Linked DNA regions of Homo sapiens: regions 2, 3 and 4 are each linked to region 1. A link is a loop called in an ENCODE intact Hi-C map of the cell type or tissue named here. Cell type or tissue: Calu3. All regions are shown on one strand. Region 1 overlaps SOX9 (SRY-box transcription factor 9). Region 2 overlaps LINC00673 (long intergenic non-protein coding RNA 673). Region 3 overlaps LINC00673 (long intergenic non-protein coding RNA 673). Region 4 holds the start of LINC02003 (long intergenic non-protein coding RNA 2003).

Region 1 (8,000 bases):
CCACACTCCTCCTCCGGCATGAGCGAGGTGCACTCCCCCGGCGAGCACTCGGGTGAGTCGCCCCTCGACCCCACCGGACAAGCTATCTCCGTCCCGCCTGGCACACCCCCTGCCCTCCGCCTGGGAGATTCTTCGTGGGGACTTTATGCTTCCCGGGAGGGACACACTGCCCTTTGCGCCCGTCCCGCTCCCCTCTCTACCCAGAGCCTAAGAGGCATCCAAACAACACACACACAAACACACACACCCCAACTCAATCCCAGCATCCGAAGAGATTAACTTTTTTATTGGGAGGTAAAATGCCCTTAACAGCCTTACAAGACCTCTCCCTTCTTCTCTGCTCCCCCACCCCAAAAGCACACACAGGGCTCTTACACAAGTAGCAATTAGGTCTTCCGGACCCTCCGGGCCCCAGACCCTCCCCTGATAAAAGGGGGCTGTCCAGTGTGTACCGGCGGGTTAATCATTGGGCGACTTATCTCCGGTGCAGCGCGCCTCTTGCGCGGGTGCGGGCCCTTATTACACTTTAGCAGCGAGGGAGGGTCCCCGGAGGGTGCCTAAGACTAGGGCGTCTGCACAGCCCTTGTTGATTTTCTCGTGCTTGTTCTTTTATTGTCCACAGGGCAATCCCAGGGCCCACCGACCCCACCCACCACCCCCAAAACCGACGTGCAGCCGGGCAAGGCTGACCTGAAGCGAGAGGGGCGCCCCTTGCCAGAGGGGGGCAGACAGCCCCCTATCGACTTCCGCGACGTGGACATCGGCGAGCTGAGCAGCGACGTCATCTCCAACATCGAGACCTTCGATGTCAACGAGTTTGACCAGTACCTGCCGCCCAACGGCCACCCGGGGGTGCCGGCCACGCACGGCCAGGTCACCTACACGGGCAGCTACGGCATCAGCAGCACCGCGGCCACCCCGGCGAGCGCGGGCCACGTGTGGATGTCCAAGCAGCAGGCGCCGCCGCCACCCCCGCAGCAGCCCCCACAGGCCCCGCCGGCCCCGCAGGCGCCCCCGCAGCCGCAGGCGGCGCCCCCACAGCAGCCGGCGGCACCCCCGCAGCAGCCACAGGCGCACACGCTGACCACGCTGAGCAGCGAGCCGGGCCAGTCCCAGCGAACGCACATCAAGACGGAGCAGCTGAGCCCCAGCCACTACAGCGAGCAGCAGCAGCACTCGCCCCAACAGATCGCCTACAGCCCCTTCAACCTCCCACACTACAGCCCCTCCTACCCGCCCATCACCCGCTCACAGTACGACTACACCGACCACCAGAACTCCAGCTCCTACTACAGCCACGCGGCAGGCCAGGGCACCGGCCTCTACTCCACCTTCACCTACATGAACCCCGCTCAGCGCCCCATGTACACCCCCATCGCCGACACCTCTGGGGTCCCTTCCATCCCGCAGACCCACAGCCCCCAGCACTGGGAACAACCCGTCTACACACAGCTCACTCGACCTTGAGGAGGCCTCCCACGAAGGGCGAAGATGGCCGAGATGATCCTAAAAATAACCGAAGAAAGAGAGGACCAACCAGAATTCCCTTTGGACATTTGTGTTTTTTTGTTTTTTTATTTTGTTTTGTTTTTTCTTCTTCTTCTTCTTCCTTAAAGACATTTAAGCTAAAGGCAACTCGTACCCAAATTTCCAAGACACAAACATGACCTATCCAAGCGCATTACCCACTTGTGGCCAATCAGTGGCCAGGCCAACCTTGGCTAAATGGAGCAGCGAAATCAACGAGAAACTGGACTTTTTAAACCCTCTTCAGAGCAAGCGTGGAGGATGATGGAGAATCGTGTGATCAGTGTGCTAAATCTCTCTGCCTGTTTGGACTTTGTAATTATTTTTTTAGCAGTAATTAAAGAAAAAAGTCCTCTGTGAGGAATATTCTCTATTTTAAATATTTTTAGTATGTACTGTGTATGATTCATTACCATTTTGAGGGGATTTATACATATTTTTAGATAAAATTAAATGCTCTTATTTTTCCAACAGCTAAACTACTCTTAGTTGAACAGTGTGCCCTAGCTTTTCTTGCAACCAGAGTATTTTTGTACAGATTTGCTTTCTCTTACAAAAAGAAAAAAAAAATCCTGTTGTATTAACATTTAAAAACAGAATTGTGTTATGTGATCAGTTTTGGGGGTTAACTTTGCTTAATTCCTCAGGCTTTGCGATTTAAGGAGGAGCTGCCTTAAAAAAAAATAAAGGCCTTATTTTGCAATTATGGGAGTAAACAATAGTCTAGAGAAGCATTTGGTAAGCTTTATCATATATATATTTTTTAAAGAAGAGAAAAACACCTTGAGCCTTAAAACGGTGCTGCTGGGAAACATTTGCACTCTTTTAGTGCATTTCCTCCTGCCTTTGCTTGTTCACTGCAGTCTTAAGAAAGAGGTAAAAGGCAAGCAAAGGAGATGAAATCTGTTCTGGGAATGTTTCAGCAGCCAATAAGTGCCCGAGCACACTGCCCCCGGTTGCCTGCCTGGGCCCCATGTGGAAGGCAGATGCCTGCTCGCTCTGTCACCTGTGCCTCTCAGAACACCAGCAGTTAACCTTCAAGACATTCCACTTGCTAAAATTATTTATTTTGTAAGGAGAGGTTTTAATTAAAACAAAAAAAAATTCTTTTTTTTTTTTTTTTCCAATTTTACCTTCTTTAAAATAGGTTGTTGGAGCTTTCCTCAAAGGGTATGGTCATCTGTTGTTAAATTATGTTCTTAACTGTAACCAGTTTTTTTTTATTTATCTCTTTAATCTTTTTTTATTATTAAAAGCAAGTTTCTTTGTATTCCTCACCCTAGATTTGTATAAATGCCTTTTTGTCCATCCCTTTTTTCTTTGTTGTTTTTGTTGAAAACAAACTGGAAACTTGTTTCTTTTTTTGTATAAATGAGAGATTGCAAATGTAGTGTATCACTGAGTCATTTGCAGTGTTTTCTGCCACAGACCTTTGGGCTGCCTTATATTGTGTGTGTGTGTGGGTGTGTGTGTGTTTTGACACAAAAACAATGCAAGCATGTGTCATCCATATTTCTCTGCATCTTCTCTTGGAGTGAGGGAGGCTACCTGGAGGGGATCAGCCCACTGACAGACCTTAATCTTAATTACTGCTGTGGCTAGAGAGTTTGAGGATTGCTTTTTAAAAAAGACAGCAAACTTTTTTTTTTATTTAAAAAAAGATATATTAACAGTTTTAGAAGTCAGTAGAATAAAATCTTAAAGCACTCATAATATGGCATCCTTCAATTTCTGTATAAAAGCAGATCTTTTTAAAAAGATACTTCTGTAACTTAAGAAACCTGGCATTTAAATCATATTTTGTCTTTAGGTAAAAGCTTTGGTTTGTGTTCGTGTTTTGTTTGTTTCACTTGTTTCCCTCCCAGCCCCAAACCTTTTGTTCTCTCCGTGAAACTTACCTTTCCCTTTTTCTTTCTCTTTTTTTTTTTTGTATATTATTGTTTACAATAAATATACATTGCATTAAAAAGAAAGTGGCCCTGTGGATTTATTCACCCAGTTCTCCTGTTGGATGATTTGGCAAATTTGAGCACAAAAGACATTGTGGAGTGCTGATTGCTGTGATGTTTTTGTTTTTTATCAGCACCTTTGGCAATCCTAGAAAACAAGCTGAGGAAAAGACTGTATCTCCAAAAATCTAGGCAGAAAAATCTTGAAAAGTGCCACTCCAATAGATCACACAGAAAATTACATGTCAGTAGTTGCTCACTCTGGCAAAAATGTTTGTTGTGGTTTTCATGACCTCATGCTTCAGGGCAAAAGCTGTCCCTTGTGGAGGTCACAGGGAATATTAGACCTGAAATCAGGAGCTTGTCAGTAGACAGAATGCCAGAGGGGTGACTTGCTTATCTGGTTTTAATATGGCAAACTTTCCGTTCCTATGAACACATACCCAAGAAATGGAGTATCCACTTAAAAAGCAAAGGAAGCCAGAGAAAATCAGTGTCTACAGGGAACCAGAGAGAAGCCTGTCGTATTAACCCATTAAATGATTCAGAGCCTTCCAGATTTCTCTGTAGAGACAATGAAAGGGGATGATTTTTCTGCTCCCTCCAGTTTAACTCATTCTAAGCAGACGCAAAGCCATTGTAGAAGAAACAAGACCTAATCCTGTTTTCCTTGGCCCCAGTTAGATGGGGAGTTTCCAGGTTCAGAGAAACGTTCAGGTCATTTTTCATTAAATAGATGAAATCACTCCTTCCCTCACATGGGCACACCTCCCCATCCCCACTCCCACACCCCAGATGATTGGAGAAGTGTCTCTAAAGAGTCAGTCACCTTCACCCTCTCAGGCTAGTTTTACTACTGGGCCTGTGTCTCTGGCAGTCTTAACCAGAGTCCAACCTCTCTGGCATTACCTCACATTGTCTGTTTCTGCTTATTGGATTCCTGGCTGACATCCCACACCAGGAACATGGCAACCAGGAAAATGGTAGTTATCAAATCGAGGCAACATTAGTACTCGGCCTCCTTTGCAAATTCCTTCGACAAACATTGATTGAGGGCCTGTGATCTGCGGGGGACTGTGCAAATCCTTCCCTACCCCTTCAGACATCAAATTCTGTTCCTTGTTTGTGACATAGCCTTCCATGCGCTGAGGCCCTCCCTTCTTACAAAATCTCTATTTTTTTTTTCTCTTGCCAACACTCACAAAGTCCTTTTTAAAAGTCTCTGTGGTGTTCACTAATTCTTGCCTACCTTATTCGTTCTAATCCCTTTGTCTATTAAAATCAACACACACCATTCCACTGCGACTACCCCCTTCCCTAGCAAATCTGTATGTTTGCTAGACTGTTCTCCCTTCCAGAAATATGCTCTTTTTCCCAGTATGTGGCCTTTGCCAGGACTTCTTGAAGCCAAAATATTCTGTTCGGACATAAACTTGTGAAGGGAACTGAAGCAAGTTGTTTTGCTTTCCCGTGCCTCACTTTCCCCTTTTGCTGAGTATGTTTATAATTCCTCCTACATAGAGCAGGGTTGTTAATAGAGGAGATTTTAGCCAGAGCAATCTGGGAGTTGACTGCATTGGAGTCTCCTGGTCTGTACAGCAGTCCCCCTGCATTAGAATTCCTGGGAGTAATAGCCAGGAAAAAGAGTTTCATAAGCTCCCCAAGTGGCTCTGATACACAGTAAAATGCAAGAGACACAGGAGTGCTGGGAGAGAATTCCTCAGAATCCCGCTCACCCCCATATCTATCAGATCTAGTCAAAGCCCAATATCACCAGATTATAAAATATTTTGGAGGAATTTTTAGTCTAACACCAGAAGCACAGAGCTTATCACCCTGGCAACAGCAACACATTGACTGGAAACCTAGGAGAGTCCTCCACACCGGAAAGAGTTTGTATGTAGATCCAGGGTTATTTGTTTGTTTGCACTTAAAATAAAACCTTTTCTTTTCTAACCATTTTAACAAAACTGAAATTTTTAGCAAAAGGGAATAAAAATAAACTCATTTAAGAATCGGTCTTTTGCTCTATTATTAAATTAGAGCCATGGGGATTCACTGGAGCTGTTTGACTTTCCCACTTCAGCTCCATCCCATCCCTTTCCTTCCCTGATTTCCAAAATGAACGTTTGTGAGGCAGCATGGTGGCACGTTTATATTAAAGTAATCGATGAACTATCACTACAGCCAGAGATGGATTTACTATGAAGCAAACAAAGCTCAAGCTTCAGCACCTCTCAAAAGCACAGGCTCCTTTTAAGGCTCTGGACTTATTCTTGAATTTTTAAAATTTAAATTCTTTTTCTTAAAGAACTTCGCCTCAAAAAAAAAAAAAAAAAAACCATAAACTTCATGCCACACAAAAGCTGGATCTGCCCCTGATCACACCTATTGGCCAGTAAACTGAAGCATTAGAGGCTGCCATAGAAGATAGCAGAATACATTTCTTTCTGTTCTCAACAGTGCCTGAAACATAGTAGGTGCTAAACAAATATCTACCTTCCATCGTATCCATGAACGTGACGGTATTGCCAAAGAACACACTGGAATCTCTGCAATAACACTCTACCACTTGTCCTTACACAGTTTCTCATCCCTCTGAGAGTCAAATGAATTTTTGCTTCTCAAATGACATTCACTTACGGGCATAAGACAGGTTTCTTGCACACAAGAAATGCAATGACCTGCCCTCCTATTCTTTCCCTTTCCTCTTCCTGCTCATTCCTTTTTTTCTTTTCTTTGCCATCTCTCCTCTGCATTTTCTCAGTCTCCCCTTGACTCTGACAGCTGAAAACTTTGCTGGGCCCTGATTGAGCTTTTCCTCTTTTATCAAGCACAGACTAGAACTATTTTACTCCGAATTTCTGGAGAATCGTTCTTTTTTGACCAGATACAACATGGGCCAGGTAATCTCAGAAAACAACCAGGCTAAATTTGGGGCAATAGTTCCTTGAAGCTATTGTTAGACATGTCCCTTGAGCATTCAGGATTTTATATGGAGGTTCATCTGATCACCATTATTTCCCACTGTCATATTCCACTCTAGAATTATTCCCACTCCTCATTCTTGCCATAAATATTTGATTAGGACGCAACCATGAACAAGAAAGACTGCCTCATGGAGCTTACATTTTCATGAAGAGGAGGCGGGCGCAAATAAATAGTACTTCCTGGTCTTTCCTTGTTTGCATGCCATAGGGGAAAAAATGCAACTCATTAGAGCCAACTGGGAGAACAGGCACAGGGAAGGAGGAGTTGATGGATTTGGAAATGGTTTTGGTGAGAACATGCTGAGTTCATTTTTCCTCTCCTGATCTTCATCTCTTTTTCAGTGATATAAAATTGACTCCATTTACATAAAGGGAACCCACTCTATTTTTACCTTAGCCACTCCCTCCTGCCCCTCTGCCCCACCCCCCAGTAACCCTCTATTAGTCTCTCTACCTCTTAATGAACCATGGATTCATGGATCTCACAATCCTCTTTATAGCAGAGATCCCAAGAGAAAAATCCAGTCCCTAGTATCCAAAGGGCCTTTTGATCTCTACAGATTTGGTTAATGTACCCTGCAGATATGAGGAAGGAATCAGAAATGAGGAAGGTATAAAGAAAGGTCTTTTAATTTATTTGTGTTTGCATTGCAAAAATCTCTTATACATTATCTCAGCTATTGAATACTCCTCCATTGCCTCCAGAATACCTGCATGGATTGAGAGCTCACATCCACCATGGAGATCTTTAATTGTGGAAAAATCTTACCTCTGCAGTTTCCACGCGATGGTCCAAGGTGGCCCACCTCCACAGCAGAACAGTGTGTCTTATCTTTCTTCCAAGTGACAGCCTTTCAACTATGTGTGCAGTTTTAAAGTTTTCTTTTACTCTTCCCAATCTAAACACTTCCAATACATTTTACATGTGATAGGGTTCCAAAACCCTTTTATATTTGACAGTCTTCTTTGAATGTACTTCACTTACTAGTATTCTCAAATGAGTGCACTCAGATTTTTTTCCAGGACTCCAAATACTTGGCTAACACGGAAGACAAATAGACTCATCATTCTTGTCATCAGAAATCATATTTCTATTAATTTACATTAAAATCATATTAGCTCTTGTAGCAGCCAAGTCACCCAGTTATGTTACGTTAAGTAATTTCTTACCTATCCTGTAATTGTGCAATTGATTTTTCAACCCAAGTTTTACATATCCTCCTGTTTTGACTGGCGTATGACTTATACAGGCCCAACGGAAGAAAAAAAAATGGCAAAGGGATTTGCATTATTGAGCCCTTACTTTCGCAGTCACTGTGACAGATGTTTTATATACATGATCTCACGTAATCTATTTAACAACCCTTTGAGACAGGTATTCTTATTACAGCTTTATGAAGAAGGAAACTGAGGCTGAGAGATTAAGCAATTGACCTAAGGTTATGTGACTGGTAAATGGCATAGGCAACTACCAGAGGCTCCCCCCATCCTCTCAGTTTTCAAAAGAAAATTAGAAATAGAGTTCATAACGGGA
Region 2 (8,000 bases), 290 kb after region 1:
CCTTCTAGGTCCACTTTTAGGAATTTATTGTGAGAAAATAGTCATGAATATGGTGATGAGCTGTATAATGGCACAAACTCTTGCTCCCCTCCACTCCCTAACAAAAGACAGTCATGTTCTAATCCCTGCTATGTATGAATGTTACCTTATGGTATATGGTAAAAGGGACTTGGCAGATGGAATTAAGTTAAAGGTCTTGAGATGGGGAGATTATCCTGGATTATCCAGATGGACCCTAAATGTAGCTGTAAGTGTTCATATAAGAAGGAGGCAGAGGGAGACTTGACTACAGAGAGGAGAACTCCACAAAGGCAGAGACTGGAGTGATGTGGCTCCAAGCCAAGGAATGCCAGCAGTCATCAGAAGCAAAAAACAATTCTCCCCTGAAGCCTCCAAAAGAAACCTGCCCTGATGACAATGACTTGGTTTTAGCTCCAGAAGTCTCAGTCAGACTTCTGACCTCCAGAGCTACAAGAGAAAAATCTGTGTTGCTTTAAACCACCAAGTTTGTGGTAACTTACTACATCAGCTTCAGGAAGCTAGTACAGATATAAATAAAGTTTGCTGCAAGGATTGTCATCAGAGCCTTATTTCACAGCAAAAGGGAAAAAAATGTTGGAAACATAAAAAAACTATTAAAAAATAACCATGTCACATGTTCCTACAATGAAATACTAAACAATCAAGAAAATATTGAACTATTACTTAATGATAAAAGATTAACATCCTATAACTAAATATGGTTCCTATTTCCTTTGCTTTTATACATTTTTCTAATAGTAAGCATCTTATAATTCCTTCTGTCATTGTATAAGTTACATGTTTATTTGCAGAGTGGTATGAGTGTTAAGGATGGTTTGATCCCTTTCTATGAATAAAGATGCAGGAACTGGTGGAAATTTAGTAGAGGAAGTCAAACGGAGCAGGAGGTCCAGAGTTGGCATCCTTCTGGGTTCTGAAAACCTCCAAGGTTCCTGGCAAAAAGACTCTCCTCTACACACACCTCATCCTGGCACCATGAGGCATCTGGCCTGCAGACCCTGCCTGCTAACAAATGAAAGAGTCCAGTCTCCTTACCATGCGGCTCAATTCCCCAACCCCCCACCTCAAGTCTGGGAGAAATACAGACTTGAGGTGGGGGGTTGGGGAATTGGGCTGCAAAAATAACCCTCAAAGCATGGTTATTTTTGCCTCCTTACTCTTATCTGTCTTTCAAGGTTGGGTGGTGTATTAGTTTACTAGGGCTGCCATTTCAAGTTAGTACAAACTGATGGCTTAAAACAACAGGAATTTCTTCTCTCACAGTTCCGGAGGCCAGAAGGCCAAAATCAAGGTATGGAGAGGGTTGATTCCTTCTGGTGGTTTTAGGGGAGAATCTGCCCCCTGCCTCTCTCCTGGTTTCTGCAGGCAATCCTCAGCATTCCTTGGCTTGCGGATGCACCACTCCAATCTCTGCTCCATCTTCATAGTGCCTTTCTCTCTGTCTTCTTCTCTTCTAAGGATGTGTCATTGGATTTAGGACCTGAATCCAGGATGATTTCATCTCAAGATCCTAGCTAATTACATGTGCAAAGACCCTATTTCCAAATAAGGTTAGATTCTGAGGTTCTAGATGGACATGAATTTTGGAAGTTCACTACTCAAACTATTACAGAAAGCCTTCATCTTCTCTTTCTCTTTGGAGACAGGGTCTCACTCTGTAGCCTGCCTCGAGTAAAATGGTGCCATCTTGGCTAACTGCAACCTCCGCCTCCTGGGCTCAAGTGATCCTCCCACCAGGATCCTCTACAAAAAAATACAAAAATTAGCTACCTGTGTGGCTAATTTTTGTAGAGACAGAGTCTCCCTATGTTGCCCAGGCTGGTCTTGAACTCCTGGGCTCAAGCAACCCGCCCACCTCTGCTTCCCAAAGTGCTGGGATTACAGGTATGAGCCACCATAGCCAGCCTCCCTGCTCTCTCTCTATTTCAGTCCATTTTTTTCTCTAAGTTTCAGTAACTCCACGAGGTCTTCTCTGATTCTTCCAGGTCCCATCCCTTCACAGAACTTTTCTGTAGTCTGCATCCCACAATTCAGCCATAATGCCATACTCTCATCCCCTGTTCATTGCCCAGGACCTACAGATGGAAGTATCCAAAGGCAGATGGACACTCCCTAAACGGATGAACTTCCCAACAACTGCAGTTGCCAATGTTAGAATGGGTGGCCTCAGGAGAGATAAAATTCTCCATCATTAAAGTGTCCAAGCAGAAAGCACCTATCTGGACAGGCTGGGAGGATGTTGTGGGTCTGAATGGGAGATGGAATGAGGTGGTCAAAAAGAGTCTGATTTTATTAAATATGAGAACAAAGACTGTACTCAAATAACTTAGCACAGTGCTGAGCACTGAAAAGGCACTAAGCAGATGGGTATTATCCCACTAGGGATGTTCCTTTAAATCTCAATCTTCCTCCTTTCAACAAATGCATGGAACTATACAAAGCAAAATAAACCATGAGAAAGAAAATGCTAAGTCTGAGACTATTTGTATATTCAATGGCCATTTGCAGACCACCTCCTTGGTATACTGCACTATGGGATAGAATCTGACACTCTTCTGCAAGTCTCTCTTCTTTGATGGCAAGGTGACAAGCAGGGCATGGTCGCATGAGCCTGTAATCCCAGCTACTGAGGAGGCTGAGGTGGGAGAATCACTTGAGCTTGGGAGTTCAAGACCAGCCTGGGCAACATGGTGAGACCCCATCTTCAATTTTTTTAAAAAGCAGCAGCAGAAGCAGCAGGTGATAAACCAGGGCAAATCCTATGCCAGGAGACACCTAAATCAGCACCCCCAATGGTTATGTGACCTGAGAAAGGAACTCCATGCCACCAGAATGTCTAGATGAGCAGTTGGAGGGTCCCTTGGCAAAACCTAAGAGATGGGGTTCTGGGATCTATTTTTGCGCCTGCCCAACCCACTAAGAAAGGGAGAGAAGGCAGAGGAGCTGCTCTCTGCAGCTGCCAAGGGCAGGCTGTCTGCTCATGCTGGAGCCCAGACAAAGCACACCCACCCGGTGGTGATTTATCAGCCGTGGGAGGCCCAAGAAGCTCTTAAGCCGCAGGTGGGTGCCTGTAAAGCCACCCTCCCTGGGGAGCACAGACCTCAGGCCTTGCTCTGCTGCTAATCACCATAAGCACCCCGGTGCCTCAACCCCGATCTGGGTGGCCCTTAACCACTCCCAAAGCCCTGTCACATGCTCAGTGATCTCAGCCGGCCTCACATAAACCCTGTCAAGTAAGCAGGACAGGTGTTGTTATTATTCCCACTTTACAGATGGGGAAAACTCTGGGGGAGCAGTTCGATGGCTTGCTCAGGGCCACCCAGGGAGCACATGTCCCAATTCCTCCCATAGACTAGGCAGGCAAGTGGCATCGCCACTCCCTCTGTGCTGCCTGCCAGCACTTGAGGGTTTTACAAAGGTGGCAACAAATACCAGGGATGTCTCTTCCCCCTGGGCCCTGGGTCCCTTTTTGGACACTGGGGAGCCTGACTCACTAAAACTCCTGTGTCTTTCTGTTCAATCATCCTCCCTCCTCCTGCTTGACAGTTTGGAAGTGGAGGGGCAGGGCCCTGGCAGGAGTAGACATAGCTTGTGCCCAGGCTGAGCCTCCCCCAGGAGCAGTAAAACATGCCTTTTGGGATCTGAGAGGAGAAGCTGCCCATTCTGTACTTTTCCAGACGTGGAGAAAGAAAGGAGAAGGCAGAGCAGATTTGAACTCCTGGCTCAACTCACCAGCCCTGTAGAGGTCCTCAGAGATGAGCCTTGTATTTCACTAAGCAGCCCCAGGAAGCGGTTTGGGGGACTTCAGAGCAGAATGGAGCAAGAGGAACACTGCCCTTGTTGGGGGCCGGAAGTCGGTGGGGTGTGAGTTAGTGATCCTCAGGTCAAGGGCCTCCACGGGAGGATGGGACCCCTGGACCCACATAACCCACGCTTCCCAAAGGCCTTCACTGCAGATTCGACGGAGCCGCAGGAACCAGGACTCAGGAGGTGGCACCTGCAGGGCCGGGAGGAGAGGGACATGCAAATGAGGCCAGGCCATCCACAGCCCACTCCTCCTGGAAGCCCAGAGTCTGGCTGGCAACTTGAACCTGATCTTCTAAACAGGACAAAAAAAGAAAAAAAAGTTGTGATTTCCCCTGACCAACCCATTTCTTTTTCCCCCTTCCCCAACCCCTGTGGAATTTGCACCCTCAAGAGGCACCTGGGGAGCCACCAGCAACTAAGAGTTCAAGGGGCTCCTCTGCATTTGGGGTCAGGCAGAGAGGAGCCACAGCAAGGGAAGGTGAGTGGACAGTTGCAAGCTGTGAAAAGCCAAGTTGCCTCCAGGCATCTAGGCCTGCGTTTGGTTCCCATGACACTCTTACTGGCAGCGTTAATAACTAACCACGTCCCAGACAGGTGCTGGCGGCCTAGCCTTAGGAGTTCTTGTTCAGGGCTGGAAATGAGTCACTTCCCTTTTATAGTTTGCTAGGAGACTGAGTCACCCAGGGGCCGACCCTTTCACACAAGTTCTCACACCCTGGCCAACTAATATCCATGTTCATACCCTAGACCTACCCATCTACCAGGTCAGCCAGGCCCAGTGGGGCTGACCCTCATGGTCTATGTCAAACAGCATCCCCAGGAGTGACCCAGTCCCTGCCTTTTCCCTTTGTCCCCCTACTCTCTCAATGGAGATGGCCCACTCACTGTCCCAAGAGGCAGCTCCTGCCTGGGCAGCTGTCTGAGAAGGACAGAGTCTGACAGGTAGGCGCCCATGCCCAAGGCCCAGTTAGATCCACCTCATCTTTGACCTTACTCTAAACATTGCTCTCATACGTCCTCAATCCTCTGTTTGGAAACCAAAAACACCAGAAGTGGAAAGTTCCAGAGCTGATGAACTAAAGGACAAAACTGCGATGCAGCAAGTCAGCTTCAACCCTCTCGGGAAGGGCAGAGGCTGAAAGCAGGTAAACTGAGGCCTGTGACTGTTAATACACTCCCCTACTTCAGGAGTCAGGTGGGAGGCAGGAGAGGTAGGTCATCGAGTCCAAGGCTCTGAGCACCCACATTCGTCAGGTGGCTCTGGTGTCAGTCTCTCAGGACTAATCTCCTGATAGACAACAAATAAACATCATTAGAGAAAACAAGCTCATATGCATTTTTCAGTAACCCTTCTTTCCCCACTCTCGTATGGCCTCTCTTATGTTTGCCAGCAGGTGGGTACCCATGCCCAAGACCCAGTGACATCCATCTCACCTTTGACCTTTACCCTAAACATTGCTCTCATAACTCCTCAACCCAAGGGGTGCATTTGGTCTTTTTTAATTTAAAAAATTAATTTTTCTTAATTAAAAAAGAGTGTATGTAAGAGAAAAAGAAATAATGAAACTAAAAAACAGGAGGTTAAAAAAAAAAAAACCTCCCCGAAATAGTTTGGGGATTTACTTTTTTTTTTTTAATCCTCAGAAAGTCCCTCTTGCTACCTGGTTTCTAAAACAGACAATCAACAGAGATGACATCAGATTAAACAGCACTGGGTGTCTCACTGCCAGGGGCTCCAGGCAGGTGTGAGACTGACAGGTTGAGAAAAGATGACACTATTTCTTCCCTTAGAAGATGAAAACCAAGGAGGAGAAATGACAGCAGAGGCTGAGCCCCGGGTGTGGTGGGAAACGTGACACCCTGCCAGCCGTTGGCCTTTTGGGTGAACTCTGCTCGCTCCTCTGCATGGGACGACACTGCAACCCGGCGCTTGTTAGTTCCCCCATCTCTCAGGTATCACAGCCAAACTCACCCCAAGGGCTCAGAAAGCTCAGCCTGTGGCTGTCTCACCTCCACAGAGCCCCCTGGACTTTCCAAGCCTGCATTTTGAACTCTGTTGGCTGCGGCCGTGGCTTTCACTTGACCTCTGCAGAGAGAGAGGGGCTTTCCCTGGGACACACGTCTTGCACATAGCAGCTAAGAGCGCCAGCCAAGCTTCGTCGATAGCACCAAGGGTCCAGATGCCAGGAGAGAGACTCCACCCCCAGAGGTGGCTCAAGAGTCCAAGTGAGTCATGAGGTCTGACCAGCGACCATAATGTCCCAGGGTGAAGTGGGAGGCCTGGAGATGGAGCCCGCTGCAGGGACAGGAACCACAGTGACTCACAGTTGGACCCCGAGGGGAAGTTCCATCTGCAAATCCTCTAAATGGCTCTGGTCCCCGGGTGAGCTCATCTGCACTGCCGCTGACACTCAGAACCAGGACTGGCTTCTTTCTCCCAGGGCCCGGGTTTTTCACTCTCAATTATGGTTATGGCAGAAACCAACATTCGAGCCGCAGCACCTCTCCCCTACCCGCCACACACACACACACACACACGATGGATGGACCTGGGGAGACAGCGTGTCCTCCTGGAGCGTCAGAGTTTTCACCTTTAAAAACAGTCCTTCCTCCTAATGATCTCACCACAGAAGCTCTTGGAGCTATATGGTAGGGAATGTGACAGTTCTTTAAAAGGAAGTATGTGAAATCCACACAAGGCAGTAACATTGTAATATCACTGTTTAAAACTTTGGCTCCAGGGACCTGGCCATGAGGCTACCATCTTGCTCCATCTCCCTGGGCCATTGGTCTGGGAGCGGAAGAATGCAAGGCATTGGGGAGGAAAGTGTCCATGTTGCCCAGGAGCCTGGCGGGATCACTCAGAAACACACTCAACCTTGGGAGAAACACACAGGTAAAGACCCCACCACTCCCATTGCCCTTTCCTGCTCTAAGCGCTTCCAGCAGACTGCAATATGTCCACAATTCTAAGGCTTTATCAGGTAGAAGGGGGTTCTGGCGTGGCCCCCAGCTAGCTCTCCACCGTGTGCATGAACAGCAAGGTCCCCCAACCAAGGGCACCAGGCATTCATTTCCCTTATAGGTTCTGTTTTCAGGTTACGTGCAATCACGGGACAGCTGCTAATCACCACCAAGACGGGGCCGTCCCAGAAGCATTCTTAGAAAGACACGCTGGTTCTGCGAGCTCTGAAGCACCCTTAGCCTGTCCTGCCTGGAGGATCATTGTGGCTGCAGGACGAGAAAGACAAGAGGAAAGACGGCCGACCCATTCATTCCTGCCGTTGTCAAGTTGTCCTTTCTTGGAGGGAGGAGGAAGACGGGAGGGTGCTAAGAGGCTGCGAGACAACAAGGGGACCCCTCAAAGAGCATCAGGGAGACCACGAAGAATGATCTCAAGCAGTATTAGCTGCTCCATGGCATGATAATGTCCCTGTTGGGTGTTCCCTGCACTCTGTACCCCTCATACCCTAACTTCATCAGAACAGGAGGAAGGGGGCATTTGCTGTCTCTCTCTTCCTACCCATCTTCCCCACTCCCTTTCATTTCTTTTTTTTTTTTTTTTTTTTTTTTTTTTTTACTGCTGGGGCTGCAATCTGCCAGTGTGAACCCTGGTGGCTCTGCAGGCAGCAGGGTGAGGAGAGTGACCCTCATATGAAGCCACGACCCCAATGCAAGAGGCTATCCTGAATCTGGGAGTCACGGTTGTTCAGAATCAGTCCCTGAGATGTGGCACCGTGGCGTTTGACATTATCACCACCATCGATGTCATTCTATGGTAACGTATGTGTGCCATTGTGTGCCTGGGACACAAACAGGCACTTTCGATACCCCTCCTGCTTGGACCCTTCCCCTGCCATCCCCTCCTCCCACTGGCCGCCCTGTTGCTCTCAGCTTCCCTGTAAAGAGGCCTTTTTCACAATGAGTCGGATCACAGCATGCTTTGCTCAAAACCCTGCCTGGCTCCCAGGTCCCTCAGAGGGAAGGCCCAAGGCCTCTGGGCCTGACCTGGTCTGACGGTCACCGCCCCTCTCGGCGCTCAGCACTTACTGAGCTTGATTCTCAAGCACACCATATACTCCTGCCTGCTTTGGGCCCCAATGTACCTGCTCCCTCTGTCCCAAAGGCTCTTCCCCAAAACATCCTCCTAC
Region 3 (8,000 bases), 340 kb after region 1:
CTCAAGGGCCACAGTCTGCTGACCACTGGTCTAGAACATTCTTCTCCCAAGTATCTGCCCAGTCTCTGTTCAAATGTTATCTCCTGAGAAAACCTTTCTTGGCCACACTCTTTCTTTTTCTTTTTTTTTTGAGGCAGGGTCTCACTCTGTTACCCAGGCTGGAGTGCAGTGGTGCAATCATAGCTCACTGCAGCTTCAACCTCCCCGGGCTCAGATGATCCTCCCACCTCAGCCTCCCAAGTAGCCGAGACTACAGGCATGCACCACCGTGCCTGGCTAATTTTTGTATTTTTTGCAAAGAAAGGGTTTCACCATGTTTCCCAAGCTAGTCTCAAATTCCTGAGCTCAAGCGATCTACCCTCCTTGCCTCCCAAAGTGCTAAGATTACAGGCGTGATTCACCGTGCCCAGCCTGGCCACACTCTTTTTTTTTTTTTTTTTTTTCTTGAGACAGAGTTTGGCTCTTGTTGCCCAGGCTGGACTGCAGTTGTGCGATCTTGGCTCACCACAACCTCTGCCTCCCAGGTTCAAGAGATTCTCCTGCCTCAGCCTCCCGAGTAGCTGGGATTACAGGCATGCGCCACCACGCCTGGCTAATTTTGCATTTTTAGTAGAGACGGGGTTTCTTCATGTCAGTCAGGCTGGTCTCGAACTCCTGACCTCAGATGATCTATCTGCTTCGGCCTCCCAAAGTGCTGGGATTACAGGCGTGAGCCACCGCGCCCATCCCCGGCCACACTCTTAACTGTGCCCTCCATCACTCTTTATCCCTCACCCCTCTCTTTTATTCCACAGCATTTATCACTTCCAGATCAATTTGTCTATCAGCTTAGAGTCTGTCTTCACTCTAGTGAGGGAGAGCAAAGGTTTTTTTCTGTTTTGTTGGTCACTAGCGCCCAGCACTTAGTAGGCACTCAGTGAATATCTGTTGGGTGAATGGACGAGCAGCTGCCACGTTCATCTGTACACGTCACCCAACAATGTGTGTGCCTCGTCTTTCAGGGCTAGAGAAGTCCTGGAAAGGTCAGCCAGGTTGCCAAACCACCTCCCTGCCCCAAGGGAGGCTGCATGCAAAACTACCCCATGCAGATCTCAATCTATCTTTCCTTCCTTCCTTCCTCTCCCTTCCCTTCTTCCCTTCCCTCCCTTCCCCTCTTCACCCCTTCCCTTCCTCTCTCTTTCCCTTTCTGTCCTTCTCTCTCCAGTGAAACAGGGCAGTGAGATGCCTGTTGGTACCAAGTCCCAGAGGGTCATCACTCTGTGCTGCCACTGAGACAATTCCAGGAGCCAACAGCATTTTCTTTTAGAATCTGCCAATCTTTTCCAAACATTCCACAGAGGACTTTAAAAGAGAGAAAAAAAAAAAAGAGAGAGAGAGAGAAGTGAAGAAAAGTGACTCCTGACAGCCCACCCTGTAACCACCAAAAGCCAGTCCCACTTCTCTCCAGGAGACTGATAAAAGAATTTTTTCTTTTTAGCAGAGAATAATATTCACCTCTCTTCTTCTAGCTATTGTGGGTTTTTCCTCCCTAAATTCCAAAACCAATCTTTCAGTGCTGACATAGTAAAATCTGCCTTCCTAAAAAACCTCAGGGCTTTTCAAGCAGCCAAAAACCTCAACCATTGCACAGCCCACAAGATTTTGCAGAACAGATTATAATCCCCAGCCTCCCTCTCCTCCTCGTGAATCACAAACCAGCTAAACTCCAGTGACAGATTATGGAGCTACTGCTCTGAACCCTCCATGGGTGGAGGGAGACCAGACAGGATTGCTGGCTGCAGAAAGAAAATCATTCCACCTCATCTGTGAAGGAACCAAACTGCAGCTTTTCTCTAAAGCACAAGTTGATGGCACTTTGATGTATAGTGTTCCCTAACACCAAGGCCACTCATTTTTTTTTTTACCTCCTTGCTCTTGTGGACATGATCTATAGCAGGGGTTCCTAACCCCCAGGCCATGGACGCATTACTGCTCCATGGCCTGTTAAGAACCAGGCTGCACAGCAGGAGGTGAGTGGTGGGTGAGTGAGCAAAGTGTCATTTGTATTGACAGCCGCTCCCCATTGCTCACATTACCACCTGAGCTCCACCTCCTGTAAGATCAGTGATGGCATCAAATTCTTATAGGAGCGAGAACCCTATTGTGAACTGCACATGTGAGGAATGTAGGTTGTGCATTCCTTATGAGAATCTAATGCCTGATGATCTGTCACTGTCTCCCATCGCCCCCAGATGGGACTGTCTAGTTGTAGGAAAACAAGCTCAGGGCTCCCACAGATTCTATGTTATGGTGAATTGTATAATTATTTCATATTACAATGTAATAATAATAGAAATAAAGTACACAATAAGTGTAATGTGCTTGAATCATCCAGAAACTACCCCCACCCCACCCCACCCCACCACATCCACGGAAAAATTATCTTCCAGAAAACCAGTCCCTGGTGCCAAAAAGGTTGGGGATTGCTGCTCTATGGAGCCCCATGCGGCCTCAAAGTCCCTCAACTCTCAGTGTCCCTGGAAGACTTTTCGGCTACACTTTCTGTCCAACCGGTTCTGCCCTTTATTTTTGTTTCAGGGAGGATTATTGCCATGGCAATGTCCAGGTGACAGAGTCAGGAGGGGGAAGAAACCCACCTGTATTCAACCCTTAATCCCTTAAAGCCTGTCAGAAAGCAGCAGCCTTGGAAAATAAGAAGCCTGGCCAGTGTTTCCTATCGATCACAAGACAGAATAAACCAGAAAACAGCTCTCCACGAAGAAGCCTTGGTCAGTCAAGTGTCCCTAGGGGCTCTGCCAATCTCCCTGCATAGGAGATCTGCCCAACACACATTTGCATTTTCAGAAAGAGCAGAGCAGAAAGGAAGCAGAAAGCCAAGTCTGTGGTGGGGAAAAAGGAAAGTGGGTTTCCCATGAGATTCAGGTAGCTCCCCAGGACCGAAGGATCAGCTGGGCACGTGTGCTTCCTATCTGGGTAGTGCTGGTCATTTCTGTTTGCTGTGGCCACAGTGTGGCCATCCTATCGGCACCTCTACCCAAGAGTGGGTGGAGCAAACAAAACAAAATTCAGTTCCTGGGTATTAGCTTAGCACCCAGTCCACAAACCTCCTCTGCCTCTGAGGAGGTGAGAGGCCCTTAAAGCTACGGGCATTCACAAAGAAACAGGAGGAAATGAGGAATTCACTGGAAATTTTTGCCGTCTATGCTAGGAGGAACATCCCAGGTACCCACAGGGACTATCAACAAGTATCCACCCCAAAAAATAGATTCAATAAAACAATAAACTTACAAATATGAACTTGTAACTGTGGTTTACTATTCTTGGGGAAGTCTGTTTTATTTCTTTTCTTTTATTATTTCTTTGAGACAGGGTTTTCCTCTGTTTCCCAGGCTGGAGTGCAGTGGCACAGTCATGGCTCACTGCAGCCTTGACCTTCAGGGCTCAAGCAATCCTCCTGCCTCAGCCTCCCAAGTGCCTGGGACCACAGGTGTGTGCCACCACATCCAGCTAATTTTCAAATTTGTTGTAGAGATGAGGTCTCACTACATTGCCCAGGCTGGTCTTGAACTTCTGGGCTCAAGTGATCCTCCCGCCTCGGCCTCCCGAAGCGCTGGGGTTATAGGTGTAAGCCACCGCACTTGGCCTGTTTTAAATAAGTGTTGTATACTTGTGTGTGCTGGAAAACAGCTATCCAGAAAACACCACGGATAGACAAGCTTCCCCAACCAAATTGTGTTCCCAGTTCATGCGTTATCCACTGACCCTCATTTAAACTTGGTTTTGGCTCCCTGTGTTTTTCATTTCATTGTTAAGGAGGCATACACTAGATCCTTCCTCTTCTTGGGCTCAGTTATCCACAGAGATACAATATTTTAAAGGTTGTCATGTCCTTGCCTGGCTTATCAAGGAAGTAAGGGACAGCCCAAGGGCTTCCCAGGTAAGGAAAAACAACGGTTTTATAAAGCCACGGCTGGTGACAGTGCAAAAGGAAAGGCTGCTTCCATTGTATCTGGTCATTGGGTTTGCTGTGTGCCTATCAGGTTTATAAAACAAACTGCAGCAGTGAGAGGCTGTGAGTGAGCTCTCTTCCTTCCCCTATTAACTATCTATGCAGTAAGAAGGCCTGATGCACCCATTTAGCTGGGAATAGCTGCCAGAACTTTAAGGCTGATGCCTGGGAGAGAGTCAGTGGGCGGCACCGGGCTGGCTTTCTGAATTCAATCAGAGGTGGCCAGCCCCCTCTAACCATGATCCAAATGTACATGCCAGATGAGGAGCCGTCGTGGTTGAACAGGGAATGTTTCATGCAAATCATGGGTTTGGAGCAGGATTTTGTGGAGGGAGCATCCTTGAGAAAAATGTTGGGATGGCTACGGACTGGCGGGCTATTAGTCACAGAGCCACCACCTCCTCCATGAACGATGAAAGTTCTTACCACCCTGGATGCACAGATCAGCAGTTAATAATGAGGTCTCAGCATGGAGGAGACACATTCTTTCACACACATGCACACACACACATATGCACACCTGCACACACATACATACATACATACAAGCATGCACAAGAAGTCTTAGAGCCCCATCTCCTTTTGGCTGGGATTTTGCATCCTGAGAATCTTGGGTGTTACCCATGGGAACAAGCTCCTCCGAAGCCACACATGGTTGAAACTCCTCTCCCAGTGACAACGACGTCACGTCTCCCAGGCACTGGCTCCCTTGGGAATGTGTGAGTTGCTCCCCTGGGGCAAAGAGCAGCTGCTCGGGGTGACTCATAAATTGTGCTCTCAGCCCTGTCACCCACTGTGCCTCCCGTCCATTACTCAGCCTTCTCCCTGCGCTTGTTCCTATGGCTGCCCCTCAACCCAGCTCACCGCTGCTCCCAGCTCGCTCGGCACTCTGCAAGGATTGGCATTTGCTTCGGGCAGACTCTTCTCTGTCCCTGCCTTCTCTCCTCCATGAGACCCAAGGCAACACAATTTGCCCTTTGAGGAGTTGGGAGTGGGAGCAGAGATCGGGGTGACAGGGGACAGAGAGATAAAGGCAAGAAAAGAATGTTCCCTTCGTTGAAAAACAGTTCAGCTCCAGGGTCACCTCTTTGAAATCATCAGTGACACCTCACTCTGCGTACTCCCCTCAAACACAGCCCCTAGGCATTGCTTCTTCTAGGATCTGGGATTTTTGACACTGAAGGGTCCTGGCTGCCTTAAATCCTTTCTAGAAGAAAGTGGAATGAGGCAGAGTATAAACAGACAAATACACCCAACAGGTGAAATAAAACTTGAGCTTCTTAAGCAATGCTCTGTTTCTACAGGCAGCTCCCACTTGTGGAAAGGCAGAGGGATGAGGAGGGTGGACATGAGTCAAGCCTCCCCCTTCCACTCCCCACTGTCAACCCCCACCCTGACCCATTCAACAGCCTAGGGAGTTCCCTGCTTAAGGGAATCTTAGAACACACACCCTCTGCAAATACCTACAGCCTGTGTACTGAAACTTAGAGATTACTTCTGAAAAAGTGACATCATCAACAGTACAGGATTCTCAAAAACTCAGTCCCTGTTTCCTTTTTACTTCTGTTATTTTAAAATACCAAAGATACTTGCATTTTCTTCTTTTCCAACTGTTAGTGAACTCTATTCCAATCAGCATTAAGCCCAGCAATTTTTGTACTAGGTACCTACTCCTACACTCCCTGTTTAATAATCAGTCATCTAGAATAGGGACTGGCAAGCTTTTTCTGTAAAGGACCACAGAGTAAACATTTTCAACTTTGTGGGCCATGACATCTCCATCGGAGCTACTCAACTCTGCCATTGTAGCATGAAGCACCCATAGACAATAAGCAAATGAACAGGTATAGCTGAGTCTCAATAAAACTTTATTCATAGACTTGGAAATTTACATTTCATATAATTTTCACATGTCACAAAATATTCCTTTTTTTGATTTTAACTTTTAATGTGGAAAGGATTCTTAGCTCACGAGCTGTACAAAAACAGGTGGCAGGCCGGTCTTGGCCCACAGACTGTAGTTAGCCAACTCCTGGTCTAGAATCAAATATTTAAATGGAAACCCTGAGAGAGCTCTTTCTTTTGAAAAGAATATGATAATCGTGATAATAGCTCCCATGTATTGAGCACTTGTTCCATGAAAGAACTTGACATGGAAAAACGGCTTTTCATCCTCATATTAACATATGAGACAGGTAAATATTTTCTCTGTGTTTTGTGGAGGTAGTCACTGAAACTGATGAGAAGAAAATTAACTCACCAGGTTCACTGCAGCAAGGATTGGAACCTGAAGTGCAATTCCAGACAGAGATACGGGATGCACGGGTTCAGCATCCTTAAAAACACAGATTCCTGTATGTTAAGGAGGTGATGAGAAGGAGGTGTCTGGGGAGCCACCCCATGGGATTTATATCACTTGTTCAGAAAAACCTTCCATCAAGGCTACCATGAAGGAGTAGTCTTCCTGCCCAACTCCTAAACATTTCGCTCAAGTGAAACACAGCTCAGATGGACTCCAAGAACCCTTTAGAACTGGGGAGAGGGAGGAGAGTGGATGCATTTGACAAATGGTTAAGGGCCACCTTGTACTGGGGGTCATAGAAGGTACTGAACGGTGATTGAGAAGCCAACTGCAGGGATGTGAGCCTTGGCTCATTATTTTTGGCTCTGGCAGATGCCTGGGCCCCCTGCCCCTGTGAGTACTACCCCAGGATGCCCAGAAGCAGGGTTCTGTCTCCACGTACTACCCCCAACAGGAGGTCTCTGCGTCCAGCAGCCTCCGCTTCCAAATATTCCCCATTTCTGCTCTTCCTCTAGGCCCAGCCCTCCCCACTGTCAGCCTCCAAGGTCCAGGCTGGAGGCAAAATGTCCCAGAGCTGAGTCTGCTGCCACCCAGAGAGAATTCTATTCAAAATGAGGGCCCTGGGAAAGAGTTGGGTGGCTGCTTTCAGTTCCTCTTAGGCCCGATGCCTGATTTCTTTTCCATTCTGGGCACCAAGGCTCATCTGGACAGAAGAGCACACTCCTTGGCTGCCTCTGGGCCCACCACACCCGGTGGAAAGGCACGGATCCTGGATATAAACCGACCAAAGCAAGACAAGGCCGTCTGCTGGAGCCGCCCTCCGCCCTCCAGACACGCACACTGGTTTCCTAATCCTTGGGATTTCAGGAAAAGGAGGCCCGACCCGCCACGGCACTGAGAGGGAGGGAGAGAGGGAGAGAGAGAGAGGGAGAGGGAGAGGGAGAGAGAGGGAGGGAGAGAGAGAGAGAGAGAGAGAGACCAGGCGGGAGGCAAGCTTCTCATTATGTAAAACACTTGGCTCATTCCTCTTTCTCTGCATCCTGCTAGCGATTTTGTATCCGGTTTGGGAATTCCAGGAACATCTGCAATTGTCTTTTGCCCAACCACACATGTGCAAGCTGTAGGGCTCAGTCATGTTCCTACCTGCGGTGCCCTGTCATTAGCCCTGAACTGTGTGTGCTTTCTCTCCTCAGCAGCAAAACATATAAAACCCTGGCCGGCGACCACACCTGCAGGACTCCACCTCCCCGCCTCCTCCCACTGAGACCAAAGGCAGAGAGACCAAGTCACCTTTCCGACAGTGAGAAATGCCAGGGCGAACAGGGCTTGTCTGAACAGTCCAAGTCCTCTAACTAAACAGACAGTACATTTTTAACACAGCGTTCTCCCCTACCTCTCCCTGTTTGTGTGGGAAGGCCTGGGGAGGCCGGGTGGAAAAGGGTAGGTGCAATTCAATTCAAGACTCTCAGAAGGGGTGCTTGCTTGCTTTGGTTCTACTTCAGCCAGCACTGATGACCTCCACCCAGATCAGAAAGGAACTCTTTGGACTATGAGTCTCCAAAGTGCAAGAAACATTGACCTCAGAAGCCAGCGACCACCTCTTCTTGCCACTCTGGGTGTGGCAAGATGGTATAAAAAATAATGCCTACTATTGCTGTCTTCCGAACTAAAATAAGCAATGCATAGAAT
Region 4 (8,000 bases), 210 kb after region 1:
CAAAGCACTTGTCCCAGGTGAACCAGCCATCTTCTATTCCATTAACAAGCCTGTTCATCCCGTGCGACCTCTTTCTACCAGAGATCTATTAATTTTAGCTAACAATCAGTGAAGAGGACACCATTTGATCCCAGAGCTTAAACCCATACTTCTTATTCACTGGTTTGACCACTTTGAAAATAGTAGCAGGATCAAATAGGCTGAGCCTCCCTCTTTGGACAGAACTTCATTGAATTGTAAATGGAAGGTGTTAGCCTTGGAGACAAGCTTAAAGATATGGTATTACTGCTTGTTGGATGTGGACCACCACTTATAAAAACCTACTAAGCCACTGGTCAAATTGATAGAATCCATACAGTACCAGAATCTAGAAAACATGGGGCTCAACTCAAATTTCCATAAAAGTGGCCAACAGGACCAGGGAATCGGCATTGAATTCTCAATGTGTGCTGACTTTCAGCCTCCAAATGTCATGGTCAACACATGGGGTCTCAGGATAGGACATCTGTGGGCTGGCAGGTTCCTGAAGCGTTTATTGGAATTTTCTTGGGACTCTTTTCCACAGTGCTAGAAACTGAATTGTAAGAAAGTAATCACAATGAATTCTTAATAATTGAGAAAAAGCACGGGGAAAATGATCACATCTGTTCAGACTAAAATGGAATCGTTTCAGGGAATGCAAGCCGACAACGCTCAATCTACATTTAAGGCGACTGTATTTGTAAGATTGGGGACAAGGAAGAGGGGAGAAGCAGCTCTTGAGAGAGAGAGTCCTAAATCTGTATATTCAGAATCCATGGGTGAATGTTTGGGAAGCAGTGATTTGTGTGTGTATGTGTGTGTGTGTGTGTGTGTGTGTATACACACGCACACATATAAGCACACACATTCTCACACACTCGAACCCACACACTCCAGGTTTCTGAAGAGCTGTATACCATTACCCAGTTCGAGTTGAAATGAACCCCGTGCCTCCCTGTAGCCCCTGTTTTGAGTTGTATTCTCCTATCATGGGCAGGAGAGTCTCCTGCAAACCCTGGCCACGGCGTCCTCAGTCCAACTCTCCAACAGATTACCATCTTTCCCTTAAGTTGCCCTGAAAAGCAGCCCAGGGGCAACAAATCCCTCCCTCTTCCACCAGTTCCAACATTTCTCTAATGAATGCAGGAGAAAATTAATTACAGAGAGATTTTCAAGACCTCGGCATCTAATGACCAGCCCCAGCGCCCCCTCTCTCCAGTTCCTCATTGGCCCTGCCCAGCCCTGCCCTCCTTCCCTCCACCCTCCCCTCCCCTCCCTTCCCAGAACCCAGGAACAATACCGCAGGCTAATTAGGCAGGGAAAGAGTTTCTTGGCAAAAGGGGCTGAGTGCTAGGTCACTACCTTGAACAACCCAGAAGAAAAACAAAACAGCATTAAAAGAAAAAGAAAGGGAGGGGGACCTGTTAATCTCAAGTGCATTTCCGCCAAATACTCTCCTTTTCAAGTGTTTTCTTCCTGGTAAACAAAGTTCTGTGGCTGGCTTTGGAGATTTTAGGACGCGGTTGCTTAGTAATATTGGGGAAAACACGAAGTCCCCACCTCAGCCCCATTTTGTGCCTCCTCTCCCTCGGTCACTGCACTGAGGGGTGGTGACACATTCCCACATTGCAAGGGACAGCCCATTTGTGAAGAAGAGCTGAGCTTTCTTTTCTTTTCTTCTTTTCATGTCTCACAGCTTCCCGAAGCCCAGCAAAGAACAGAGATTTCTGCTCCCAAGTTTGGTGAATCTAGACCAGCGCTGTCCAGCAGAACTCGCTGTGATGATGGAACTGTCCCATATCTGTGCTGTCCAATATGGTGGTCACCAGCCACACGGGGCCACTGGGCACTTGAAATATGGTTTGCACAAATGAGCAACTGAGTGTTAAATGTTATTTCATGTTGATTAATGGAAATTGAAATAGCCACAGAGAGCTTGTGGCTTGGAGAGCCACAGCTCCTGTCAAAACCTCTGTGGGCTGAGGGCAACCAAGGGCACAGTAGTAGCATCTGGGTGGCTCGGTGACATTTATGAGGGACAGAGGATGGGATGGTATAAGGAGCACAAACAAAGGTCCTGATTTCACTACAGCCCTATCTTCTCTTTTCTGTGCCCTTGGGCATCACTTAAATTGATCCTCAGTCCCCTCTTCTGTAACGTTAGAGACAATCACAAGAGTGCACTTCACTGTTGTTTTGAGGCAAGGGCAATGGATGCCGAGTCCCCTAGTGACCTCTTCCACCAGAGAATAACAAATACAGGCAGACCTGGTGCTCTGCCTTCCTGCCTACTCTCCAGTCTCATCTCCTGCTCTTCCTTGGCTGGCGTTTTTTGCTCCCAGAATTCCATGCACTTTCAACTTTGGTATCTTTGCCTATGTCATGCCTTCTGCCTGGAATCCCTGCCCTTCTGGTTGCCTTGCCTTGGCCAAGAAAATTCCTGATCAATCTCAAGGGACCTAAAGAATAGGGAATCTTCTGAGCTCTGAGCTAGAAAGCCTGTTTCCCCTCTCCTGTCATCCCATCTTCCTCCTCCTGTCATCCCATCTTCCCCTCTGCAGTCATCCCATCTTCCCCCCTCCTGTCATCCCATCTTCCCCTCTCCTGTCATCCCATCTTCCCCCTTCCTGTCATCCCATCTTCCCCCTCTTCTGTCATCCCATCTTCCCCTCTCTTGTTATACCATGTTCCCCTCTCGTCATCTCTCTTTTTTTCTCTCTTTCTCTCCCCTTCTCTTTCCATTATGGCTGCCACTAGCTGCACATGGCAACTGAGCATTTGAAGTGTCGCTGGTACAACCGAGCACTGAATTTTTAATTCGAGTTTACTTCATTGAAGTTGAAATAGCCACATATGGCAAGCTCTTGCTTGCTCACTTCCTCGCTCTCTTGCACGCACACACACCCCACATGCTGTAGCTGGGCTACACACTCCTCTCCAACCCCATCCCTCTGAACATGTGTGCCCCTGAACTTACCTACAATCTAGTATTGAAGCAACCTCTTAATAAATCTACCATCCCATGAGAAAGCGAGCAATTAGAAAAGACACAGCCTGTGTTCCACTGTTTTGTTTTGTTTTTCATCTATGTCCCAGCATTCAGTACAGCATCCAGTACATAGTAACTTCTCAATGAATATTTCCCATCCATGAAACAGAAATTGTTCATCAGTCTACAGCCTATATCATGGGTCAGCAAACTACGGCCCACAGGCCAAATCCAGCCCACTGCCCACTTTTGCATGGCCCTCTAACTAAAAAGCGTTCTTTTATTTTAAAATGATTATATAAGTACCTCCCTAATAGCCTTAACTTTGCCTCTTGGCCTACAAAGCCTAGGATTTTTTTGCTTCCTGGCCCTTTAAGAAAAAGTTTGCCAATCTCTGGTCTGGATCCCAAGAACAGCTGCTAATAGGGCTTGGTGTAGCCTGTGGTTAGAGAAAGGGATAAATGAGGTCTGGGGAGGGGTGTGGAGAGAAGGGCCCACACCTGGGACAGTCCTAGCAAAGCTGAGCCCACAGGTACCTGGCTAAGTCTGCAAGAGCTGGTCCTCAGGGACACTGCCAGCCAGGGCAGCACAGACAGGCACACCTCGTGCTTCCTCCTCCCTCTTGAGCCATGGCAAATGGAAGATGGGATTTTCTGGATTGTGTTTTGTGGTTTGACTGCGTAAAGTAGCAGTTTCCATTCAAAACAAAGCCCCTAAGCATATTTTTAACAGCAATGGCAAGGTCTTCCAAAGAGACATGCATAGGGGCTTGGAAGCAATCTGGCAGGCAGGAAGCAGTCTGTCCTTCCCTTTCCTGCTAAAACATGAACCGAGGTTTCTAAGAACCAAAGCAAAGATTGCTCCAGGCCCTGACAACACCACATCAAGGTGAGCAACAAGATCCTGAAAGGTTACCCCATCTCTGTCCTATGCTCCTCAATACCCTCTATACCTGGCCTGTGTCTTCCTAATCTCCACCCCAGAAACAAATCGTCAATCATCTCTCCAAACATCACAAGCATCTGGGAATGTCTCCTGCCCCACTCACTTCCCTGCTGGGTTCACCCTTCCAAACAGAGAGGGGCTGAGCACACCCAATGTGCTAAATATTTCCCTGCTGCAGAATCTATTTTGCTGCTGCGGCTGCTGCTTGGCAGCAAAGAGACAGGAAGCTATTTAGATATATTATCTTCCTTTTCAGGAAGTTGAGAGGAACTTTTCTATTGCAGTTCACACAAACATTCCGTCTAATGGTCATTTAGTCATGCCGGCTCATTAGGTCACCAGTGAGGAATGCCCAGGCTGATTAAACATCATTCCAGCTTCTCTACTCGCTGCCCCGGGTCCCGGGGAGAAAACAGAGCTTCCATGGCCTGGTGGTGACCAAGACAAGGAGCCCATCCTGAAAGCCACAGGGGCTCACTGCCAACCTCACAGCCCCTCCCCAGCTCCCACACGGAGCACTTCTTACTTCTAAGGGGGCGCTGATGGCTTTATAAAGAAATGTGTATGGGACTGAGTAGGAAGGTGGGCCCCATGAATACCTCTGGTCAGATAATGCTGTCCTTTAAGGGAGATCAAAGCGGGCCCTTGGCAGAAGGCCCTGAGAATGCTGTTACCAAAAAATGCAAGACAGACCCATGATGAGGTCACAGAGATGAATTGATAGCTAGAACACAAGCTTGTGCAGAATGTAACAACTAACTATGAGTGAGTGGTGGTTATGCACTAGACATATTCCAAGTATTTTATGTGTATTCACTCATTTAAGGCTTGAACAACTCAACGAGGTAGGAATCATGAGGAAATTGGCCCAGAAAGTCAAATACGGTATTTCTGCTTAAGGTTGCACACACAGTGGATCTAGCCTGTGCTCTGCATTAGGACTTTCTGCAGTGATAGACATGTCCCATGGCTATGCTTTCCAGTGGGGTCACCACTGCTACATGTGGCTATTAAGTCCTTGAAAAGTCACTGGTGTAACTGAGGAAGTGAATTTTAAATTTTATTTAACTATATTTAAATTTACGTGGTGCATGTGGCTAGTTGTTACCATATTAGACCCCCTGGATCTAGGTGGTCTGGCTCCAGAATCCACACCCTTAAACCTTGGACTGTCCTGCCTTTTAAATCAACTAAGAGAATCAACTACTTACTGGGAGAATAATTAAACTCTAAAGGTGGAGTTTAGGTAGAGTTTCATCAATATCTTAAAGGACAAGAACATGTAAGAAATTAGACTAGGAAAGAGAGAGAAAAGCTAGCTTAAATTAAATGGTAGGCATTCAGGGCAGGTGTTTGGGAGGGTATATCTATAAAAGGAAGAAGGTAAAATACCAACATGGCTTGTCAAGAGAAGAAGTGGTTTCCTCTTGTCTAACCAATAAATTATATTGAGCTCCTACTACGTGACCTTACTAAGTCTTGCCCTCTAGAGTCATGTGGCCTGGGTGGGAAGCCAGGTATGATCCCCTAAACAATGCCAGGCTGCATGGGCCAGGGCAGATGGCAGGACTAAAGTCTGTTTATTCTGTTGGTATTCCAGTTAGCCGTTCATCTGTAAAGACAGGAGTGATCAAGGAAGTCTTCATGGAAGAGAAGGCATTTAAGCTGGAATTTGAAAGAAATGGCTTGAATTAGAAAAGTGGGACAGTGGAAAGGATGACTGCAATGACATACTTGGAAGGAAACATGAACTGTTCTTGGTGACTCTTAGAGACTGACATACGGAGAGTAATCAAAAATGACTTTACATGTTTTGGCTTGGATAAAAATAGTAGTTCTTGGGGCAAACACAGGAACTTTAGGGGGTGGTAGGAGATAGTTTCAGAAATTATGACTTTGGTTTTGGGCGTGTGGATTCTGAGGTGACGGATTGTGGAAATCTTGGATTAATATCCACTTTTCAGTTTAGATGGGAGGAGGATGGATTAGAAGGCTGCCCGAGATCACCTCCATTCCTGGCACTCAGAGGAGCTGCGTTTACTCTAAAGCAGAGAAATTAGGCCAAGGCAGAATGAAGAGGAGCCACAGGACTCCAGAGAGGTTCACGTCACCACCCCACAGGGGACAAACGCATACCTTGTTTTCTGAGTTGACAGACATCCGGTTACTTCATCTTGGAAGTTACATTCATCTGCCCTTTGGAACATCCTGCCCAATGACCGATTTTTTAAAATAGCTTCTTTTCCCTGATTATATTTGTAATACCTACTCACTGCAAAACATTTGAGAAAGCTCAAAAACAGAAATAAGGAAATGCAATCACAAAGACACACACACACACCCACACACAGAGACATATATGTATATATAGAGAGAGACATGCACGTACACACAGACCCGCACATGTATGTGTATGTTTGTGTATAGTGTATATAGTTTTCATCCATTTTAGCTGGTATTTAAAAATGCACTTTTAGCTGACAAAATCTGTAAGAATAAACAAGAAGATAACAATAGCCAACATTTATTGAGTTGTTAGTATGTTGTAGACATAGGGAAAAAATATACACCAATCTCTGCACACACATTTTAAAACAATCTGTTCCTAAAATGCATCTATTGGCTCTCTCCTTATTACCCAACATTCTTCAACACTCAGGTACGTGCGGGTACCTGTTTAACATCTCTTTTTGCCATGTGCTTATTTTCCTTCTAACTAGAAAGCTGTAGTTTCAGAATCACCTGTAACAGCCTCAGAGGCAGCCTATGAGAGGCCAAGAAGAGACAGAGTTGGGGGTTGACACATCATTAGGGATCCAAAAAAGCAGAATCCCTGCCAGGAGTCCCCGCCAATATTCTAAACCTCAAACCTTGAATTGCTGAATCTAAAGAATGCCCTGGACAAGAAAATCAACATTAAACACACCTAGAGAAATACAATAAATAGACACATATGAACAGTGCAAGCAGAGAGATTGAGTGCCTCTGGAAAGAGACAAGAGTGGGGAAGGCGTGCAAGGAGGTAGGACAGGACCCGGGGGAATTTGTGAGCTGCTGTCTTTAACCTGTCCCAGGGAAATAAGAATTGAAATATTCCCTAGTGAATATGATTGGCATATGCAGTTCATCCACAGATCATGGAAACACACCCAGATACAGACACACACCACATACAACCTCGATGGGCAATGCTTCCCTCCCACCTTGGTCTCCTGGGGATACCAACTAAGAGACTGGTGCTTCATTCTTGGAGACAGCCACAGTCTTTGTTTCTGGAGGTGGGTGGATCCTCATCTGGTTCATTTTTTCAAGAAACTGCCTGCTCCCTGAGAAAAGCTTGCTGGGGAGAGAGTTGTCTCACTGGATACGTCTGCGGAGGGGAAGAGAAGGGATGGCCTTTCCTCCAAAGATAACACAGCAGCCCCTGACCTCCTGCGAGTCTCCCTCCAAAACCTTCCTAATGAGCTGTCTCTGGGAGGGGGTGGATATTTTCCACACTATCTTGGCCTCTCCTTGGGTTTTTTTTTGAATCTTCACTTTTCCATGCCATAAACACCGTTTGCCATGACCTCTCCCTCACTGCCATCTCGGACAGCTTCTCATGCGTGAAACATATTTTTGTTCATTACTTTGTTGTCCACGACCTTCCTTCCCAACCGTCCAGCCCGGGTCTCCCTGCACCCTTCACCCCCACGTCACACATATAATGAATTGCTATTCCTTCAGACAACGGGGTGGAAAACTGTGGTCTCCAAGGCAACGGGGTATCCTGGGGTGGGGTGCTGGGGAGGGGGGCCTTGCCCGGCCAGGAAAGGACTGGAAGTAAAGGGGGGTGGGGAGGCACAAGCCGAGATGATATCATTCCTGAAGCCTGCAAGCAGCCAATCCGCTGGTGAGGATATGATGTCATCTCCCCCGCCCCCGCCCCTCTTAGCCTAGGTAGCCCCACTGAGAATTCTAGACAAGTATTGAACTGAAGTTGTATTACTGTGAGAGAAAGGGGGCGGGGGATGGCGATGGGAGAGAGAAAGAGATCTACGGACCC

Evidence for each region. Hi-C counts contacts between places; a loop is a spot of excess contacts. Peaks named below come from ENCODE experiments on the same cell type or tissue, not always from the same donor. Only the 100,000 strongest peaks of a DNase experiment are listed, where the experiment ranks them.
Region 2: a loop joins it to region 1, with 7 times the contacts of the local background. A loop is called at or near these places in 19 of 110 quality-filtered maps.
Region 3: it touches region 1 in a loop (5-fold over the local background); 10 of 110 quality-filtered maps call a loop at or near these places.
Region 4: a loop joins it to region 1, with 5 times the contacts of the local background. A loop is called at or near these places in 14 of 110 quality-filtered maps.

What each region holds. Positions count from the first base shown.
Region 1 is chr17:72,122,921-72,130,920 of GRCh38, forward strand. It overlaps SOX9 (SRY-box transcription factor 9), which reads left to right. Exons shown (of 3, transcript NM_000346.4): 2 at 1-52; 3 at 623-3,496. The coding sequence ends at 1,467. Among named protein-coding and RNA genes, the nearest start is that of SOX9, 5.9 kb to the left of the region's middle. RefSeq lists an enhancer at 275-798. In Calu3, no CTCF peak of the experiment used is centred here; DNase peaks (open chromatin) are centred at 661, 791, 1,291, 4,331 and 2 weaker places.
Region 2 is chr17:72,416,926-72,424,925 of GRCh38, forward strand. LINC00673 (long intergenic non-protein coding RNA 673) reads right to left here. Exons shown (of 4, transcript NR_152516.1): 3 at 3,775-4,141. Among named protein-coding and RNA genes, the nearest start is that of LINC02003, 78 kb to the left of the region's middle. RefSeq lists enhancers at 4,022-5,221, 4,612-4,671, 4,722-4,851, 5,465-5,874, 5,955-6,264 and 3 more. In Calu3, a CTCF peak has its summit at 3,785; DNase peaks (open chromatin) are centred at 3,226, 4,106, 4,446 and 6,086.
Region 3 is chr17:72,460,955-72,468,954 of GRCh38, forward strand. All of the region lies in intron 1 of LINC00673 (long intergenic non-protein coding RNA 673), which reads right to left. Among named protein-coding and RNA genes, the nearest start is that of LINC02003, 120 kb to the left of the region's middle. RefSeq lists enhancers at 4,545-4,754, 7,141-7,818. In Calu3, no CTCF peak of the experiment used is centred here; DNase peaks (open chromatin) are centred at 2,037, 2,527, 4,747, 5,387 and 1 weaker place.
Region 4 is chr17:72,334,948-72,342,947 of GRCh38, forward strand. LINC02003 (long intergenic non-protein coding RNA 2003) reads left to right here and starts at 7,864. Exons shown (of 4, transcript NR_135222.1): 1 at 7,864-8,000. In Calu3, no CTCF peak of the experiment used is centred here; a DNase peak (open chromatin) is centred at 4,344.